Linked DNA regions of Homo sapiens: region 2 is linked to region 1. Evidence: chromatin loops called from intact Hi-C (ENCODE). Cell type or tissue: HCT116. All regions are shown on one strand. Links, peaks and the distances in the headings refer to the core of each region. The heading gives the core; the rest is flanking DNA.

The links. A loop is a pair of places that touch in the nucleus more often than their neighbours do. Peaks named below come from ENCODE experiments on the same cell type or tissue, not always from the same donor. Only the 100,000 strongest peaks of a DNase experiment are listed, where the experiment ranks them.
Region 2: it touches region 1 in a loop (2.2-fold over the local background); 5 of 110 quality-filtered maps call a loop at or near these places.

Annotation. Positions count from the first base shown.
Region 1 is chr10:28,175,918-28,185,719 of GRCh38, forward strand. The region is part of intron 3 of MPP7 (MAGUK p55 scaffold protein 7); the gene reads right to left. Among named protein-coding and RNA genes, the nearest start is that of SNORD130, 110 kb to the left of the region's middle. In HCT116, for the core only: a CTCF peak has its summit at 3,778 (motif pointing left); DNase peaks (open chromatin) are centred at 3,754 and 4,964; H3K4me3 peaks cover 2,443 bases; H3K27ac peaks cover 7,467 bases.
Region 2 is chr10:28,049,578-28,059,379 of GRCh38, forward strand. It overlaps MPP7 (MAGUK p55 scaffold protein 7), which reads right to left. Exons shown (of 17, transcript NM_001318170.2): 15 at 8,918-9,026; 16 at 6,903-7,046; 17 at 1,416-4,667. The coding sequence ends at 4,488. Among named protein-coding and RNA genes, the nearest start is that of SNORD130, 19 kb to the right of the region's middle. In HCT116, for the core only: no CTCF peak of the experiment used is centred there; DNase peaks (open chromatin) are centred at 4,884 and 5,422; H3K27ac peaks cover 6,386 bases.

The sequences.
Region 1 (9,802 bases), core at 746-8,745:
AGAGTAAAAAGTAGAATGCAGCTTTTTTAGAATCTAGCAATGCAGGTCAAATACAACTACCAAAAATTAGGAAGAGAAGGGAAATAATATATGTAAAGTAAATAAGTTCATTGATTACCTTTAATTGGGAGTTTTAAAAAAGTATATAGTAGTTTAAATTAGAAGTTGGGAAGAGCAGGGTAAAGGAATTCCTATTGGTCACTGTTAGGAACCAATACAGTATTTAACAAGAGATTCTAGAATTGAGAATCACTTGAACCCAGGGGGCAGAGGGTGCAGTGAGCTGAGATTGCATCACTGCAATTCTCAATTCTAGAAATCTACCTTAAAATATACAGGGGCAGGAAATGTGTAAAATAAGCCTGAGAGACCCTGTCAGGCCAAAAAGCAAAGAAGCAATCAAAGCCCAGTGCAGTTGGGTCAAAAACAAAACAAAACAAAACAAAACAAAACAAAACACAGGAGTCAACTTGAAGGCACTCCCAATGGCCAAAGCTGGGGTCATTTTAGCATCAAAAAGAATAATAATTGCACTGGCTGGGCATGGTGGCTCACGCCTGTATCCCCAGCACTTTGGGAGGCTGAGGTGGGTGGATCACAAGGCCAGGAGTTTGAGACCAGCCTGACCAACATGGTGAAACCCATCTCTATTAAAAATAAAAATAAAAAATTAGCCAGGTGTCATGGCACATGCCTGTAATCCCAGCTACTAGGGAGGCTGAGGCAGGAGAATTGCTGGAACTCAGGAGGCAAAGGTTGCAGTGAGCTGAGATTGTGCAACTGCACTCCAGCCTGAGCAACAGAGCAAGACTCTGTCTAAAAAAAAAGAAACCATCATTCTGAGCAAACTTTCGCAAGGATAGAAAACCAAACACCACATGTTCTCACTCATAGGTGGGAATTGAACAATGAGAACACTTGGACACAGGACGGGGAACATCACACAGCGGAGCCTGTCGTGGGGTGGGGGGGTGGGGGAGGGATAGCATTAGGAGATATATCTAATGTAAATGATGAGTTAATGGGTGCAGCACACCAACATGGCACATGTATACATACGTAACAAACCTGCACATTGTGCACATGTACCCTAGAACTTAAAGTATAATTTAAAAAAAAAAAAGAAAGAAAAGAAAAAAACAAGAATAATTGCAGTGGACTAAAACTCATCAAATATACAAAAATCTTTGTATTCATACCGATAGTAAAAAGAGTTCTGGCCGGGCGCAGTGGCTCACGCCTGTAATCCCAGCACTTTGGGAGGCCAAGCAGGCAGATCATGAGGTCATGAGTTCGAGACCAGCCTGGCCAACATAGTGAAACCCCAACTCTACTAAAAATGCAAAAAAAAAAAAAAAAAAAAAAAATTAGCCAGGCATGGTGGCGCGGCTGAGGCAGGAGAATCACTTGAAACAAGGAGGCAGAGGTTGTGGTGAGCCAAGATCACGCCACTGCACTCCAGCCTGGGCAACGCAGTGAGACTCCATTTCAAAAAAAAAAAAAAGAGTTCTTACTGATTCACTTTTGGAGGGTGCAAGGGCACCAAAACAACATTGTGAAAATTCGTAGATTAATTGTTCCTATATAAGCTGTATTTCAAAATAACCTAAGAATTGATAAGGAAAAATTGTTCTGTACAATGATAAGAAAATGATTAAATAAACCATAGCATAAGCGGTTGATGGATTACAATAATGCCACTAAAAATTATGATTACAAAGTTTAGTGATTAAAGATACGGATCTCTTCTCTATCCTAAGTTGCACTAAGATGATTTTTCAAATTAAAAATAACAGAAATGAGACAGAAGACTAGAGAGTTCAAAAATTTTTAGAAAAAGGAAGCCACCGCATAGAACCAGACAAAGTGGGGAATTGTTTAAAAGAGACAATTTGACCCAGGGAACACTGTCATGCTGGCGGATCAGGGATGCCAGGCATGCAGGTGCTGAAACCCTAAATACTGTGAGGGGCTCCTTTCCCTTGGCTGATCCAGAATGTCAAGCAGCCAGCCACCTAAGGCCCAGGCAGCAGATTCCAGGTCTCTCTGATGAAAAAACTGAAGAGCCATGGAGAAAAATGGCTCTTTATTCTGGGATTTGCAATCTCTCCTCCTGTAACCAACAGTAGCTGATTTTTCATCCTTTCCCTCTGAAGCAGAGTTTTTAAGTTCTGGCACTACTGACATTTTAGGCTGAATAGTTCTTTGTTGTGAGGGGCTTTCCTGTCTATCGCAGGATGTTCAGCAGCATCCCTGAGCTGTTCTCCTAGATGCCAGCAGTACCCCCTCCTCAAGTCATCACCATCAAAGATGCCTCCAGATGTTGCCAAATGACCAGGAAAGGCGAGAAGGAATCCAACTCAGTCGAAAACCACTGTTCTACAGAGATTCCACCTGTCACCAGGCCCTGCTCCAACACATAGATCTTCCAATCAGCTCTTTTAACAACTCACTATTAAACACAGGCAGACAACCAAGAATAAGCAGACATTTGAGGAAAGCCCCCACAGGATAAACACCAAGCAGGCAAAACAGGAAAAAAAAAGTCCCAGAGTAAAGAAAAATTGTGAACAAAATGAGGAGAATTGAAAATGAAACCGAAACCATTCTACTGAATACTCATCAACAAGCAGAGTAGCATGATAGTAAAAATGTAGAACTTGAGTCAGACCACCTGGGTTCAAGACCAGCTCTACCACCTAACTGGCTGTGTAATCAAAGTGGTACCTCATTCTTCTAATCTTTACAATGGGGTAAAGATTAATATCTATCTAAAGGGTTGCTGGAAGAGAGAAACAAGGTACTTAGAACTTTGAAAAGTTCATGGAACACAGAATCAACAAAAAGGGGGCTTTTGTTTTGTTTAATTATCCTCAGAAAGATTCTATAGTGTATCCATGGAATGAGACTAAGATGTTACAAAAAAGAAACAGAGACATTCTTCTCAAATGTACTGGAATTAAAATAGCAGCAGCGAATTTTTAAGATTTTAAAGAGAAATGTAGTAAAAGTTGAAGAAATCTCTTTAAAAGCAAAGGTAAAATCCAGAAAGGCCAATATTCACCTAAAAGAACTTCTAGAAAGATGGAAGAGGAGAAGAGCTGAGGGAAGGAAATTATCAAGAAATTAAAGCTGAAGAACAGATGTCTCCAGGACTGAAAAGGTCCATTGGATCCAACCATTACAACGACTGGGGTGCAGATAAAGAACTCCTTGCAACCCCACACTAACCTCATCACTGTGAAATTTCTCCTCCAACACACTCACACTGGTTAATTCTTCAGCAACTTTCAGATCTTATTTAACTAGATCAGTGATCAGTTCTTCAATAAAACTTCCCAGAATCTTGGAAAATACCCCCTTCTCTGCCCCTTATACACTCAAAGCACCAAAAACCTGTCCCTATCTCAGTAATAATTACACACTTACTCAAGTGATTACTTGAGTGTTGATTCCAAGAGTCATATGGTTTAAGACCACCGTGTCTGTTTTTCACCATTGCATCCCCATCATCTAACACAATCTATAATAACTATTTAAATACATTTTATATAAATGAGCCATATAATAAAATTACTGATTTCTTGGAAATATCATACATTAATAATAATAAATACCTCTACTACAGAGTTTCACAACTCATTACATGAAATAAAAAAATTTCACAAGTTTTTCGTACTGCTTTGGCCTGAATTTGCTTCTTTTATCTTTAACCCATCAGTGACAGAACTAAATTCTTTAAGCTAGGTCTCAGATGTCCCGAAGGAATGAGCACCACCTAGTGGAGGCACATAATATTAAAAAGTGGCTTGAAACACTACCTAAATTTACTAGGCACACAATAGTGGCTAGCCAAATATTTATTCAAATTAAAAGACAAAGATACATGCCAACTTTGTCAAGTAATGAAAATCAAATTTTTACCATCTGTATAATTTATAACATTCCAATTTAAACAAATGAAATTCACAAATAAAATGTATTTTTAAAGTTGGCAGTTAACATCCTTTCATTTAGCTTTTAACTGAACACAGAAATGAAAACAATGAGGAAGAAAGCAATTCTAGATGCTATGCTTCCAAAGTGAGAAAGAAAATAAAGGTACAATTAAAACACTAATTGCATATGAAAATACACCATTTGATACACTCAAGCCTTTCAAAAAAAATAGGAAAGTTTTTTATCAGAAGGGAGGGGGTGTATTATACTTTGATATTGATAGCCCTCGCTTGCTAAGCAAAAATAATTGTGAAATGTAGTAATGAAACAGGGGACTCTAAGAACAATGTAGATACATTTGTCTTCTAGTTTTATTAGTGATGAAAGGAAACACAAATCAAAAGTATCCAGGATAGCACACTCCTGGGTTAATATATTAATATTAAACTGGAATAATCAAGTAAAACAGGGACATCTTACAAGACATATCACCCTTTCTCAAGCCTTGCCACAGTGGTTGCAGAGGGGAGATGCATGTCTATCAAAGAAGAAAATGTAAAAATTACCAAGTTTTGACAAGAAAATGAATATGAACTTTCTACAGCGCAACTGTTAGATCAATAGCAACTACCTAAAAGTAATTAGCCTCATGCAATGTTAATAACTATTTATTTTAATTTCTACATCACTAAGCCATATTTGAAAAATATATTTGAAATGTAATATAGTGAAAATACTTGTTAAAATTAAGTTATAAATAATATTGTGGTAATAAGCAATGCCTAAACCTTAGCAGCATATAACAACGAAAGTTTATATTCCCCCAGACACTCTCTGTCTACTGCATTTCCTCTGTGAACTCTGCTCCACAAGCCCACGTGCTCAGACCCAGGTGGGGAGAACTCCCACCACCTGGAACATCAGCAGTCAGCAATGGGGGCTGGAGGGTAGGAAGAAGAGACAGAGTGCACTGACTGCTAAAGGCTTCTGCCCAGCGGTGACACACTTCACTCCCACTCACATTCTATTGACTAAACAAGTCATGTGGCCATAACTAACATCAAGAGGTGGAGAAGTGCAATCTTACATGTACCTGTAAACAGCACTACTGCAGGATATACGGATGGATGGATGGATGAATGGATGGACCCATGGGTGGGTAGATAAATATAAAATAATTTTTTGATTCAGAATGGATCACCTGCAACTAATTTTACATATACAGAAGCTTATTAATTTTACTTTTAGGTTCTTTATAATAAATTAGATTTACATTAATGTCTTATAGAATTATAATAAAGTATTTTAAATAACATTTTGAAACATTTAAAAATACTCAATTTTAAAATGTTAAAGATTTAAAGTATTTTACGTGAAAATGGAAAGAATGATAAAACCAATCTAATTCAGTAATTTCCTTTGATAGTCTATTATTGTTAAACCGTGATCATCATAGAACATTCCTAATTCCTATTTTATTGACATGCAGAAATATCAACAATAAACTTCATTTTAAACCAGGTGGATAAAAATATCTTTCTTTATTAACTATCATCTGTCTGTAATAAAGATGATGCAACTTATGCCACAACTTGAGCTGACTGAAAAATCAAACTACATTCATCAATTATTTGTGAATAACCATAATACTTCAATAAATGAATCCAATGAGATGTGAGCATCTATTATCGTGCCCCACGATGGGCACTCAAGTATTTGTGAAATGAATGGAAAACAAACTGGGCAAGACAGAGCCTGGAAGGGCAAGTTATTCAGTTTCCTTTAATCAGGCAATCTCCCTTGAACACCTACTACGCTTTGAGGTAACGCAGAATAAACAAACAAAAAAAACACTATACACAGATTCTGCCTGAAAAGAACTTTACTCAATGAACAACTATACCCATAATTAGACTAGGTGCTAAAAATACATTCTATAGATGCTTACAACCAAATGAGAATATTAGATCAGTTCAAACAGTCCCAGAGGACCCCGCTAGAGCCAGCACATAAAAATAAACCAGACCTCAGACTTGGCCAGGAGCTACATAAACCTCCGACTCATACATGCTTTCAGTAAGACCCAGTGAGCTAATAAGGATTTTGTGTTAAATGGTGAGTCTGTGAAGATGCCTTTGCTTCTGCATTTAAGACAGAGAGAAGACTTTCTGCATGGATGTATGTTTTAACACTTATGATAAATTATCGGAAAGAGTGGAGTGAGCCCAGACCAGGAGATAATTTACAATACATATAAACAAAGATCCAGCATCAGAATGTACAAAATAATTCCTACGAATCAACTAGAAAAAGACAAATAACCAAAGCAAAAAAAATAGCAAAGGATATAAAAAGGAAACTGGAATGACTCAAACATATGTTCAACCCCTAATATTCAAATAAATATAAACTAAAACAAGGAGATATTATGGTATTTCAAATTGATCCTGTTGGTAAGTATTTTAATTAATGGTCTGGATTGGAAGTTGGCAAAAATTAAAGTCTAACAATTCAAAATGCTGAAATAAATGTGAAGTAATTGGAACTCCTGGATTATAATATGATACAATCCGTTAGAAAAGTAATTTGGCAATATCTACTAAAGTGTAAGATGTATATATTTATGGTCCAGCAACTCCATTCTTAGGTACGTTACTTACAGAAGGGACTGCATGTGTGTACAAGGGGAATCCACACAAAAGTTATCTCCTATACTGTTCCCAATAGTGACATGGAGATAAAGATGATTTCCAGACATATGACTCTTGTACTCACAAGCCAACTTTCAATACAAATATTCATCAACATGAGAATAGATGATTTGTTATCTAGTCACATAATGCCATAGATAGCAATGTAAACAAATGAATTAGACCTATTTATATCACCATAAATACAATAAATTTCATTAACAAAATGTTAAGCAAAAGAGCAAATTGAGCCGGGTGCAGTGGCTCACGCCTGTAATCCCACCACTTTGGGAGGCCAAGGCGGGTGGATCACCTGAGGTCAGGAGTTCGAGACCATCCTGACCAACATGGAGAAACCCCATCTCTACTAAAAATACAAAAATCAGCCGGGCGTGATGGCGCATGCCTATAATCCCAGCTATTCAGGAGGCTGAGGCAAGAGAATCGCTTGAACCTGGGAGGTGGAGGTTACGGTGAGCCAAGATCACGCCATTGCATTCCAGCCTGGGCAACAAGAGCGAAACGCCATCTCAAACAAACAAACAAAAAAAGAGCAAGTTGAGGAAAGAGGAATGTGTCATGTAAATATGATTCTATTTATAAGAGTTTTAAAACAGACGAAATAATATCTCACATTGTGAATACAAACTCAAGATGAAGGTTATCACTGGCAGGAAAAGGAAAAGAATGGGAACAGGAGGGATGTTCAGACTTCAACTGGATCTACAATATTTTCTCTCTTAAGCTGTGTGTTGGAACACATGGATGTTCAGTATATTGTTCTCATTTTTAATGCCCAAAATATTTCATAACATTTTAAGGGAAAGAAAAGTTAGAAAACACACTTAGCCAACTCAAGAACTTTTTAAAGATTTCTAATCACAGACTATTAATTTTCACTGTAATTTTAAAAGAGTGAGAGCAAAGAAATAAAAAAGCCAGAAGAAAAGTTTATTAAGAGGCCAGGTGTGGTGGCTCATGGCTGTAATCCCAACACTTTGGGAAGCTGAGGCAGGAGGGCTGCTGAGCCCAGGAGTTCAGGAGCAGCTTGGGCAACATAGCAAGACCTCATCTCAGCAAAAAATAAAGAATTAGCTGGGCACAGTATTGTGCACTTGTAGTCCTAGCTACTTGGAAAGCTGAGAAGGGAGGATCATTGAGCCCAAAAGGTTGAGGCTGCAGTGGCCTATAATCAATCGCTCCACAGCACTCCAGGCTGGATAACAGAGCAAGAATCTATCTCAAAAAAAAACAAGTTTGTTAAGACAAGAAACTATCATCCTGAAAAAGCAGCAATGTAGCCAAAGGGATACTGAAAATGGTGCAAATCCTGGCGTATAGCATGGAACACAGCTAACAGAAAGAAAGAAATTGAGGATGAGGATGATGATAATGATGGTGACTTAATATGTTCCAGACAATATTTAAAGCACATTTCATCTATCAATTCTTTTGATCCTTATAACAACCACACAAAGTAGGTACTATTATTATCGTCATTTTACACTAATATATAAGGAAAGTGAGGCACTGTGAAGTAAAATAAGAAGATATTTATATATAAAGACAATATATTAAGATATATATCTTACATATAAAGATATATTATCTTAGTATATATTAAGATCTATGTCTTTATATATCAAAATATATATATCTTTATATGTTAAATATACCTTTATCTTAACATATTATTATAAAATACATATTAGATATATTCCATCATGTTAAGATATATATCTTACATATAAAAATATATTTATACATTAAAATATATATCTTTACATATTAAATGTATCTTTATCTTAATATATTATTATGATATATATCACAAGATATTATTAATATATTACAATATTAATATATTAAGATACTATCTTGATCAGGCATGGTGGCTCATGCCTGTAATTCCAGCACTTTGAGAGGCCGAGGTGGGCAGATCACTTGAGGTCAGGAGTTTGAGACCAGGCTGGCCAACATGGTGAAACTCTGTCTCTACTAAAAATACAGAAATTATCTGGGCGTTGTAGGGGCATCTGTAATCCCAGCTACTCGGTAGGCTGACACGTAAGAATCACTTGAACCTGGGAGGCAGAGGTTGCAGTAAGCAGAGATCATGCCACTGCACTCCAGCCTGGGTGATAGAGTGAGACTCTGTCTCCAAAATGAAAAGATATTATCCTAATATATAGTAATATAATTAATATATATCATTAATATATTATTTATATATAGATATTATCTTAATATATATTAATATTACATATTAATATATTAAGGTAAACATATCTATTTATTTTAACTTAATATATTATGATTTTTATGATTTTTTATAATGTAATATAAAATAAGTTCTTTCAAATTATTATAAGTTATTATATTGTTATATATCATAATGTAATAATATAATATATTTATCTTAATATATTATTTATTAATTGATATATTAATATGTAATTATTATATCATATATAGTATTTATAATCATAAATATATCATTGGCCAGGTACAGTGGTTTATGCCTGTAATCCCAGCACTTTGGGAGGCTGAGGCAGGTGGATCACTTAAGGTCAGGAGTTCGAGACCAGCCTATATTATATATTTTTTAATAATGTAATTATTATGATGAAAATAAGTTATAAATTATTATGTTGTTATATGATATAATATAGTATAATATGATATATTAAGATAAATATAATTGTATATTGTTACATTATTATGATAATAATATAAGTTATTATCTTATTCTTGGCACAGCCAGAACCTGAGTCCAAGCAATGTGGCTCACAATGCCAGCTCTGAATTCTGACTACAGTTGCCTCTTTGCAAAAGGGTGGGACATGAGTTTCTGGAAGCACAGAAAAGTACTCAATATACCTGACTGTCCATAACTGAGACAACACAAAAGGGTGAATAGACAGACTCAATGAGAAGCAAATGATCACTAGACTCAAAAGAAAACAGGATGCAGACAGCAAAAGGTCCCAATTTGATGTGAAGGAATCATGGAAGTCGTTGTCCTCTCTCTAGAAATTACCTGTCTCCTTCAGCCATACATTATTACACTCACACATCCAATCATTTAATGATTATTAACCAAAGGCCTAAAGTTCCAAACTACACTTCAGTGAATATTATCCAGTCCCTCCACTCCAAATCAAGCAGAGTTT
Region 2 (9,802 bases), core at 852-8,851, 130 kb before region 1:
AAGATAGTTGTGGGATTAAATGAGATCATGTATGGAAATTATAAAGATGTTCTATGATTAATAAGTACAATTTGGCCAGGCAGTGATTAGGCCTGTGTATGTGTATAAGATAGCTGTTACAAAAGTAAAATATTTTCTGTCCTCCAGAAGCTTAAGTGTAACTGAACACGCATTTGGGGATAAAACGGTGGCAGTAGAAGAAATGGCATTAATACAACTAAGGGACATTCCTTTCTAATTGTTATCAGTTACACTGCATACCCAGTGGTTGAAAATAAAAATTGGTTCACTTCCTATTGGGGATTACCTAATTAGTTCCTGATGTGTCACTTGGTAGGAAGCTATGAAATTTTTAAAAAAATGATAAAGCTTCTGGCCAGGCCTGGTGGCTCACGCCTGTAATCCCAGCACTTTGGGAGGCTGAGGCAGGCAGATCACAAGGTCAAGAAATCGAGACCATCCTGGCTAGCAAGGTGAAACCCCATCTCTACTAAAAATACAAAAAATTAGCCGGGCGTGGTGGCGGGCGCCTGTAGTCCCAGCTACTTGGGAGGCTGAGGCAGGAGAATGGCGTGAGCCCGGGAGGCGGAGCTTGCAGTGAGCCAAGATCGCGCCACTGCACTCCAACCTGGGCAACAGAGTGAGACTCCATCTCAAAAAAATAAACAAAAAAAAAAATAAAGCTTCTAAAAAATGATTTATTGTAAACTTCCAGTGGGCTTACTAATAGGAAAACTGTTTATGTAGGGTGATTGAGAATACTTACACAGCTATTTTTAAATTGTGTGATGTGATGATAATGACCATTATACAACAGGAGCTCACAATTACTGAACACTTCTGTCCCAGGTTTTGTTCTAAGTATACATGGATTCTTTCATTTCATGCCCACACCAATCCCATGAGGTAATCACTGTTCTTGTCCCTATTTTTTTCTGATGAGAAAATGAAAAACAGAGAGGTTCAGTGTTTTTCCCAAGGCTGCAGAGCTGGAAACAGGCAAAATCAGAATGTGAACTGAAGAATTCTGACTCCAGATCCCATGCTCTTAAATGCTTTTAAATGCTCTTCAGAGCAACCTTTCTATGGATGCACAGCTGGGGCTAACTGGCTCGAGGACTGAAGCAAGGCCAATGCTAGCTAGTTTGCATAGCAGATGACAATCTGTTCCTATATGCACAGTTGAAAAAGTTGAGTTTCGCCTAACTGGAGCTCAGGAAGAGGATATGTGTGACACTGATTCCTAGTGGGAGGGAGGGAGAGGAGGTGGGGAGTGGGGGAGGTGTGTTCCCATCATTGATGGTCCTAATTCTTCCTTCCCACTAAGGTTCTCCACATTTTTAAATTGCTGGAATGTATGGGTAAGAACAACACTAGTGAATTCCATCTCTCCAACAGCCTCGATGAAAGCAGTGTTTGATTGAAAAAAATATGAAATTTAATTTTAGACATGGCAAGTTCAATTACATCACTTCATATCACAGTAGAAAATATAATTTGTTCTACCATGGGAAATAGTATAATGGAATAGATCACAATAGTAGTATAATAAAATAGAATATCCAAGTGCAAAAACAATTTTCAAGTAAGTACACACACTGTTTGAAGGTACTTTATTAAGATCAAAGATTTTTCATTACATTTATTTATAAATCCTTCCTAGTCAAAATAAAATAATAAAAATCTGTATCTTTAGAAAGAACATAGTTTTGTAAGTCTGAGAAGGTTATGTTTGTCAGTTTCAAATTATTACAGTTTAGATACATTCAATCATTACACAATACCAGGAAGGTCAGCCTTAAAGATACCAAGAACTTCCATATTGGTCAGTAAAATAAGGGTAAAAAATTAAATTTTACTTTCACCTTTTTATGTTTGATTGACTACAGTCAATAATAGGAGTACAGAATTTACTTTTTGGTCTTGATTTTTAAATATATGAATTTTAAAAAGTGAACGTTCCTCTTCTCTTACATAGTGGCTCCAACTTAGGGAGCTGGCTTCTGGAGGGAGGAGTGCTATTCTCCTTGCTGGAGAAGGAGGCTGGGGGAAGAAAGTACAGAATTCAGGGCCTTTTTGCTGCCGTTGTCAATGAACTCTCGGAGTTGGCCCTGCCTTATTAAATTTTAATCAATTATCTTTCTAAGCATCAAGATGGCCATGTAAACACTGTTTTTAAGACCACGTCTACCGGCTGGGCACGGTGGATCATGCCTGTAATCCCAGCACTTTGGGAGGCCAAGGCAGGAGGATTGCTTGAGCCCAGGAGTTCAAGACCAGCCTGAGCAACATGGCAAGACCCTGTCTCAAAAAAAAAAAAAAAAGTATACTACCTGATTTCTAAAATTACCAAAGTGCCCCCTTTTCCCCCCATTATTTAAAAAATATTGTTCTAGCTCTGCGCTTAAGGTCTGGACCTTTCTTTTTTAAAATGTTATATTTTTATAACATCTTATTATTACCACCACCAAAAAAGGACTCAGTTTCTCCCACTTTACACTATATCTCTGTCCCCAAAGTAAATAACTGAAGCAATTATCTGCAATTTTTTTAAAATGTGGGTATTTCAGGGTAAAGAATTTGGACTGCCTAAATTACTCAGGTGATTGCCTGAATTATTACATATGTCCCATCATTCTTTGTACAAGAAGTCTTGATTTATAGAAAATTTCAGACAATGTTCAAAGAAGGAAATATGCTACCCAAACAATCTACTTAAGACTTCAGGTTGGCAACCCTCCCTCTTTCATTTTTTAAAAACAAAATTTTTTGCTATTTAATTAATACACTTAGAACTCACTGTCTGGATCACGTTGTTATATAATACTTAGTCTGATTATCTATTTTGGTGTGACTATGTGTCAAGGCCATTGGAGTGGTTTTTGTCTCTGCTTCTAATATGAACTTGACAAGTATGAAGGAAAACCAGTGAATAATGCTATCAAATGTGCAGTGCACAGATCGCACACTTGGATCTATCTTTGTAAAGCTCAAATATTTACATGGAATGTTGACCATGATTTATAAAACTACTCTTTTAAATTAGGACATCTTGACATACAATCAGTTTATTTTATGAATAGCCCCGTTTGATATTTAAAAAAATATGCCTTTAAAATATTTCATAAATATATAGAATTTTACTACATTCTATTTTTTTTCACATGACATTTAAACTCTCTTTACAAATCAACAAAAAAATAACATTTTTTTTTCCACTTTGAAAGTCACAGATGCAATGATTTTCGACGGGCAGGGCTTCACTGCATGCAAGAACGGCAGGATATGCTCTCTTATAGAACGGATAGACATTTCTAGCATTTTGAATTATATAATTCACTTGCTGAAAATCAGTAGTATCAAAGAAAAGTGAGAGAACCCATCTAAATATTTACAATATAAGAGTCTTTCCTAAACTTCTTTAACAATGGCAAGGTTAGGATGGTGTCTGGACAGTGTTAACAAGCATTTTGATGACAAAGAAATAACATCACATGAAAAGTTTTCTAAAATAAATCTTAGAGCAATTTAAAGAGGGGTGATCTATTGCACATAGATGAAAAATAATCTTTAATTGTATCAGTAATATGTAAAACAGGTTTTACATGTTTTAGAATAGAAATCCTTCTTCTAATTTATTGGAAAAATCCAAAACCAGCTAAAATAACATTTTGGGTGACTTCATAAATTGTCTTCTGAGGAATTACAAATAAAAATATCCTTTGTAATCATTTCTTGCCACAAGGCTACCATTCTTACTTATATTAATCCCAAAGGAAAGGCTTTTCGTTACATATATAATAACTGTTAAAAGTCTACTTTCCCTTATTAAATGTTGTTGAGTCACTGACAGGTACTCAAAAGGACTTCTCAAGCTATATTATGAAGGCCATTCACTCAAGGTAAAATTTCAGTTACTCCTTTAAGAATTATTTTAAAATGCACACACTGTGAACGTATTGCGAATATGTAAGAAAGTCTACACTTTTTGAATAGTAAGAGGACACCTTACTGCCTGCCCGGCTAAATCTGTGATGATCCACCCAGAAACAGCAGAGCTCACCTGTCTGTCTGGAGCTGCTCATGGCTGCTGAATTGATACCTTCAACAGCTAACATTCAAACTCGACAGCAGCAGCCACACCTGAGACCAGCAGAAGCGCTGAACTCCCATACATACTAAGCCTCTAGCTAAGTCTCTCTGAAAATTTCAGCCTCATCTTGGAGATAGAGCGGTATTGAAGACAACGAGAAGGTTTGAGGTTTTGCTTAGAATACAGTACTGTGCATATTTTGATTTCGGATCTTATACTAACACATGGCGTTTGAAATAAGGCTGTAAAAAGATACAAACAAAACCAGCATTCAACTTGAACCAAGATTGTACATCTATGACAGTGATATAGATTTAAAAACCCTACTACCAAAACTGTAATTGATTTCATCATGCACTCTATAGAAAAAGACAATTATGGAAATTTCTCTTAGTTATGAATGTAACCAGCTCACTGGCACCCAATGGGTCTCTGTCTCTAATTTGTCAAAAGTTGTTTTGAGCTCATTGAATGCCACAGTGAGGTCATCATTTATTATAATTTTGTCAAAAAGATGACCATATTGACTTTCCATTATCTGTGCAGATTTAATCATTTCTTGAAAATCTTCTTCCTACAAAAGGAAGTATTAAAAAAATAATTGGTTAACCAGGCCATTACCTCACTTCATATCAATGCAAACATTCTACAATTGGTTTACCTAATGCTGTTCTGTGTTCAGTCTTTCCCCTCAGCCAGAAATAAAAGTCATCCTCTTTAACCACAAGTGCTTCAGAAGCCATAATTTCTAATACTATTTCTATGATTTGCTTGTAACAAAAAACTACTCTGGCAAGAGTCAAAACTCCTGCCTTAACTGAATTGCAGGATAATGAGTCACTAGTCATCATTATGGGGAAATGTCAGTATTAAAATAGCTATTGGAGAAAAGAATTGTTTACTCTGATGTTTTGGCTGCATTATTTATGCTTATTCATAGGAAGGAATTTATAATATAAACTCCTTTTTCAGAGTTGGACAAATTTGTAAAAGGATGATTACCATGTTTTTTGTTTTTTGTTTTGAGATAGAGTCTCACTCTGTCACCCAGGTTGGGGTGCAGTGGTGCAATCCTGGCTCACCGCAACCTCTGCCTCCGGGGTCCTAGCAATTCTCCTGCCTCAGCCTCCCGAGTAGCTGGAATTACAGGAGCGTGCCGCCACACCTGGCTAATTTTTGTATTTTTAGTACAGATGGATTTTCTCCATGTTCACCAGGCTGGTCTGGAACTCCTGACCTCAAGTGATCCCCACCTGCCTCGGCCTCCCAAAGTGCTGGGATTACAGGCATGAGCCACCACGCCCGGCTGATTACCACGTTCCTTCGATGTCTCATTAAAAGTGTTTCAGGAGCCTTCGTGTCTCACATTTTTAAAGCCAGGAAGTATTTTAGTTGGCTATATAACATAAATGTAAGAGAGCCAAATCCTAAGAATATGTGATCCTTTCTTATCTTCGTTGAGAAACCTTTAAAATGTCTAAATAGTACAATAAATCTTTATGTTGCAACATGCTGAAATAATTTGAGTCTGCATTTCATTGTCACATAAGATTTCACAATAACAGAAAATTTAATTTTAGTGTTGATCAAGAGCCTGAGTAACTAACATTGTATGACAGTACCTACTCAGAACGGATATGTACTGTTGGCATGTAAAAAAAGGTATTTATCAAATATACTGGGAATCAGAAATGTGATCTGTATTTTGTAACCACAATGAACAGTTCATAAATTAATATAAACTAAAGTTAATGATGAGCTAATTAAGAGGGGCAAGAAAAAAATAAGCTCTTCACATTTAATTTCTTTGCTTTTGATTTTTGGTCCAAAGGTAGAATATATTAAGATTAAGAAGAAAAACAATAAAAGGTCTTGCCAGAACCCATAATAGTCATGAATATACCACAATCATCATTTCCAATAACACTCATAGAAAATACAAATATTATTGCTGAATAATATTGGTCTACTTATCCTATACCCAAAATAGTGATTTTCTTTTGCTGTGCTAAATATAATTGTTGACACAAGGAGACAAGCAAGGCACATTATTAAATTTTTCATTTGGACTCTTAATGAGTAACAGTTACTGATGGTATTTTTAGCTTTAAAAATAAGGCTGCTCTGAAAATTAATTGGTCTAGATTTTATACAAATGTTCAGCCTACAATAGTATGAAATGTTCACATAATAGTATACAAAATAGTTTTGAGTCAATTGAATATGAAGATCCATTCACCAAAGCACAAGAAGTGTAACTGTTCAAAAGGTATGTACCTAAATACAATTCTTTCACTGATTTTTGTATCTATTATACTCTTCCCAAGTACATGCAGCTGTATATATGTTTTCATATATACAACTGTATCTTACATCTTATCTACTGCTTATATCTTATCTCCAAGCTTTTTGTGGTTGTTGTTGAGACAGGGTCTCACTCTGTCGCCCAGGCTGGAGTGTAGTGGTGTGATCTCAGCTCACTGCACTCTCAGTCTCCTGGGGTCTTGTGATCTTCCCACCTCTGCCTACCAGGCTGGAGTGTAGTAGTGTGATCTCAGCTCACTACACTCTCAGTCTCCTGGGGTCTTATGATCTTCCCACCTCCGCCTCCCAAGTAGCTGGGACTACAGGTGTCCAACCATCATGCCTGGCTAATTTCCATATTTTTTGTAGAGATGGGGTTTCACCACCTTGGCCAGGCTGGTCTTGAACTCCTGGACTCAAATGATCCTCCTGCTTCGGCCTCCCAAAGTGCTGGGATTACAGGTGTGGGCCACCACACCTGGCCCCCAAGCATCATTATACTTACTGTGAAGGGTTTTGCAGCACCTTGGTCATCTCTGCTTGAAATAATCTTTGCATTTTTTCTTGTTTCTCTCAAACGCTCTATTGATGGAGGCTTTATAAATATCACATAGGGCTTAAATTCTAGTGTCCTTAAATGCTTCACTGTCTACAAGGAAGAAAAGAAAGTTTTCTCACATTTCTCCATAGCATCATGAATTACTGAATTTTCTTTCTAGGAGAAAATTCCTCAAAATTATTCTTTAAGGTCAGTAGTCATTTCAATATATTATTATTCAATTAACTGTTGACAATTAAATGTAACAAACACTTCTGAAAAGAAGCTGGGGAATGTAACTTGGCATTTTAAAATGTTCTGAAATACATCATAATTAACATTGAACAGAAGTGACTAAAAATATCACAAAACTGGTTTTTAGATCAAATATTCCAAAGGTGTGATGAGTTAAATAACTTTCTGTCCACAAATGTCTTCCAACCATCCCTTTTAAGCCCCTTTCTGATTTCAGGCAGGAGTTCTCCTCTTTCACCCTATCCTTCAGAGTACCCTACAAGGGCAGCCTCCTGCTCTCCATGATGCCTGTCTAGATTCCTTCATCAAATCTTTGATGTTCTATACTCTATACTTCTGGGGACCTATCTACAGAGGGTGAGAGCTGAAAGTTATTATTCATGAGCTGATACTACACTGTGGGAGTCTGACAGCAACTGGACCTGGGACACCAGCAGAGAGGCTCTGCATAAGCAGGACTGTCCCATTCACTGTTGGTGCCTGATATGGTTTGGATCTGTGTCCACACCCAAATCTCATGTTGTAATGTAATCCCCACTGCTGTAGGTGCAGCCTGTGGGAGGTGACTGGATCATAGGGGCATTTTCCCGGGGTTTAACACCATCCCCCTTGGTGCTGTCATCACAATAGTCAGTTCTCGTGAGACCCTGTTGTTTAAAAGTGTGTGGCACCTCGCTCCTCTCTCTCTCTTCCTCCTGCTCTGGCCATGTGAAGTGCTCAACCCTCCTCCTTTGCTTTCCGCCATGATTGCAAGTTTCCTGAGGCCTCCCCAGAGCTGAGCAGATGCCAGCATCACGCTTCCTGTACAGTCTGCAGAGCAGTGAGCCAATTAAACCTCTTTTTTTTTTTTTTTTTTTTTTTTTTTTTTAGTAAATTACCCAGTTTCAGGTATTTCTTCAGAGCAGTGCAACAAGGGACTAACACAGTGCCCAAGTCAGGAGGCAGCCTTCCTGATTCTTGAAACACTTTTACTCCAGATTCATCTTCCTTTAGAGGTCCAAAGGGCTTCCGCAGGTCATTCTAGCATTTGGAGGTTTTGCACCCCAGGGTACAGCCATCAGTGGAAGGAGAAACCATGGTCCCTGGGGGATGAGGAAAATGCTGTGGGCTGGGGATCTGCTGGAAGATGTATGGTTTGATAGGGAATTGAATGGCCTCATCCACTGAAGTTCTCAGTTCAGAATGTTCATAATGGAGTTTCCAGGATGACAGGTGCAGACATGGCAGTTGCAATGGGGCTTTCATTCAGTACATTTCCTGCAAAATGCCCTTCAGTTCTAGTGGGGGGTTATTTGCTAGGATATATACAGAACCAAAGTCAAAGACTTGGAACCAAAATGTCCATCGTTAAAAATTATAGACACTGTTACTAATACATAACACATAAGAATGCATTATGCATGTAACAATGTGATGTATTTTTTAAAAATACAGAATATGTAGAAACATCTAAGAGTTGCTTTACTTGACAAAAACTGAATATAAATAAGAGTTACAAACACAGGTCTTGGAGCTTCCTCCACTTCTCTTTCTAATAATATTATGGGCTTTTCTTTTTCTCCACCAAAGATGTCTCCAATTATATTTAAATGCTTTTGCCATCTCAGAAAAGCCACATATATGCCAAAAGTGAGTTGACTTCATATTATTTCATACTGAAATGCTCACATGAGGTGCTGTAGATGACATGGGTCAGAAGGGTATTGAATAGCTCATTGTTTACTTACATGAGGCTGAACATCCAACAAACAAACTTTGTTTTTAGCAAGGACAGACCGAACTGAGTCTATACTTGTGCCGTAGTAGTTGTTTTTATATTCTCCATATTCAATAAACCTGTAAAAAATTAAATGCATTGGAATCATTTGTGAATTTAAAACAATTATAGGTGGCAAGATAAAATTCATAGGTAAAAGACGTTTCTGCTGAACACGTAATTTTTTTAAACTGTGTTTAATAATATAAACAGAGCCAAGTATTTCAAAATGTCAGTTTTTAAAAAATCTTTTATTATACATTTTCAAATCAGTAACACTTGCTTAAATTACACTTAAGCAGAAAAAAAGTACTTTAGTCTAGTAGGGCTCTAATGTTTTCCATCACCCCCTTTTTCTTCAGAACTAATGCAATGCAATAAAATGGTGAATAAGCCAAACAATAGAAACTACTGGAATTTCATTGCACGCTACGGAGTAACCCAGCCCAGCTTCAGAACTAGAGGCGCTGGGTGGTGGCTAATGGAGCCAGGGCAGTCGATCATGTGCTATAAAAACACAATCACTGCGCCAAACACGAAAAAAGCATTTCGATGTTTTAATAAAATCCCACAATCCTGCATTAAAACACATATTGCTTCTGATAGCCTAAAATATTTGTGCCTCAGCAGATGGAAAACCTGGGCAGGGGGCACTGGGGTGGGCTTGGAGCTAGCTAGAGAAGACGGTACCAGCAAGTTAATTATCATCATTTCAATTTTTTGAAGAGCCAATGAGAGAATGAGATGCAGGTGTGTGAAGCAGACGCTGGACCTAGTGATATACTACATAGTTGTTGGTTTTTGAAGTAAAATTCTATCCAAATTACATGTTAAGATTCAATTAGTGGGCTGGAAG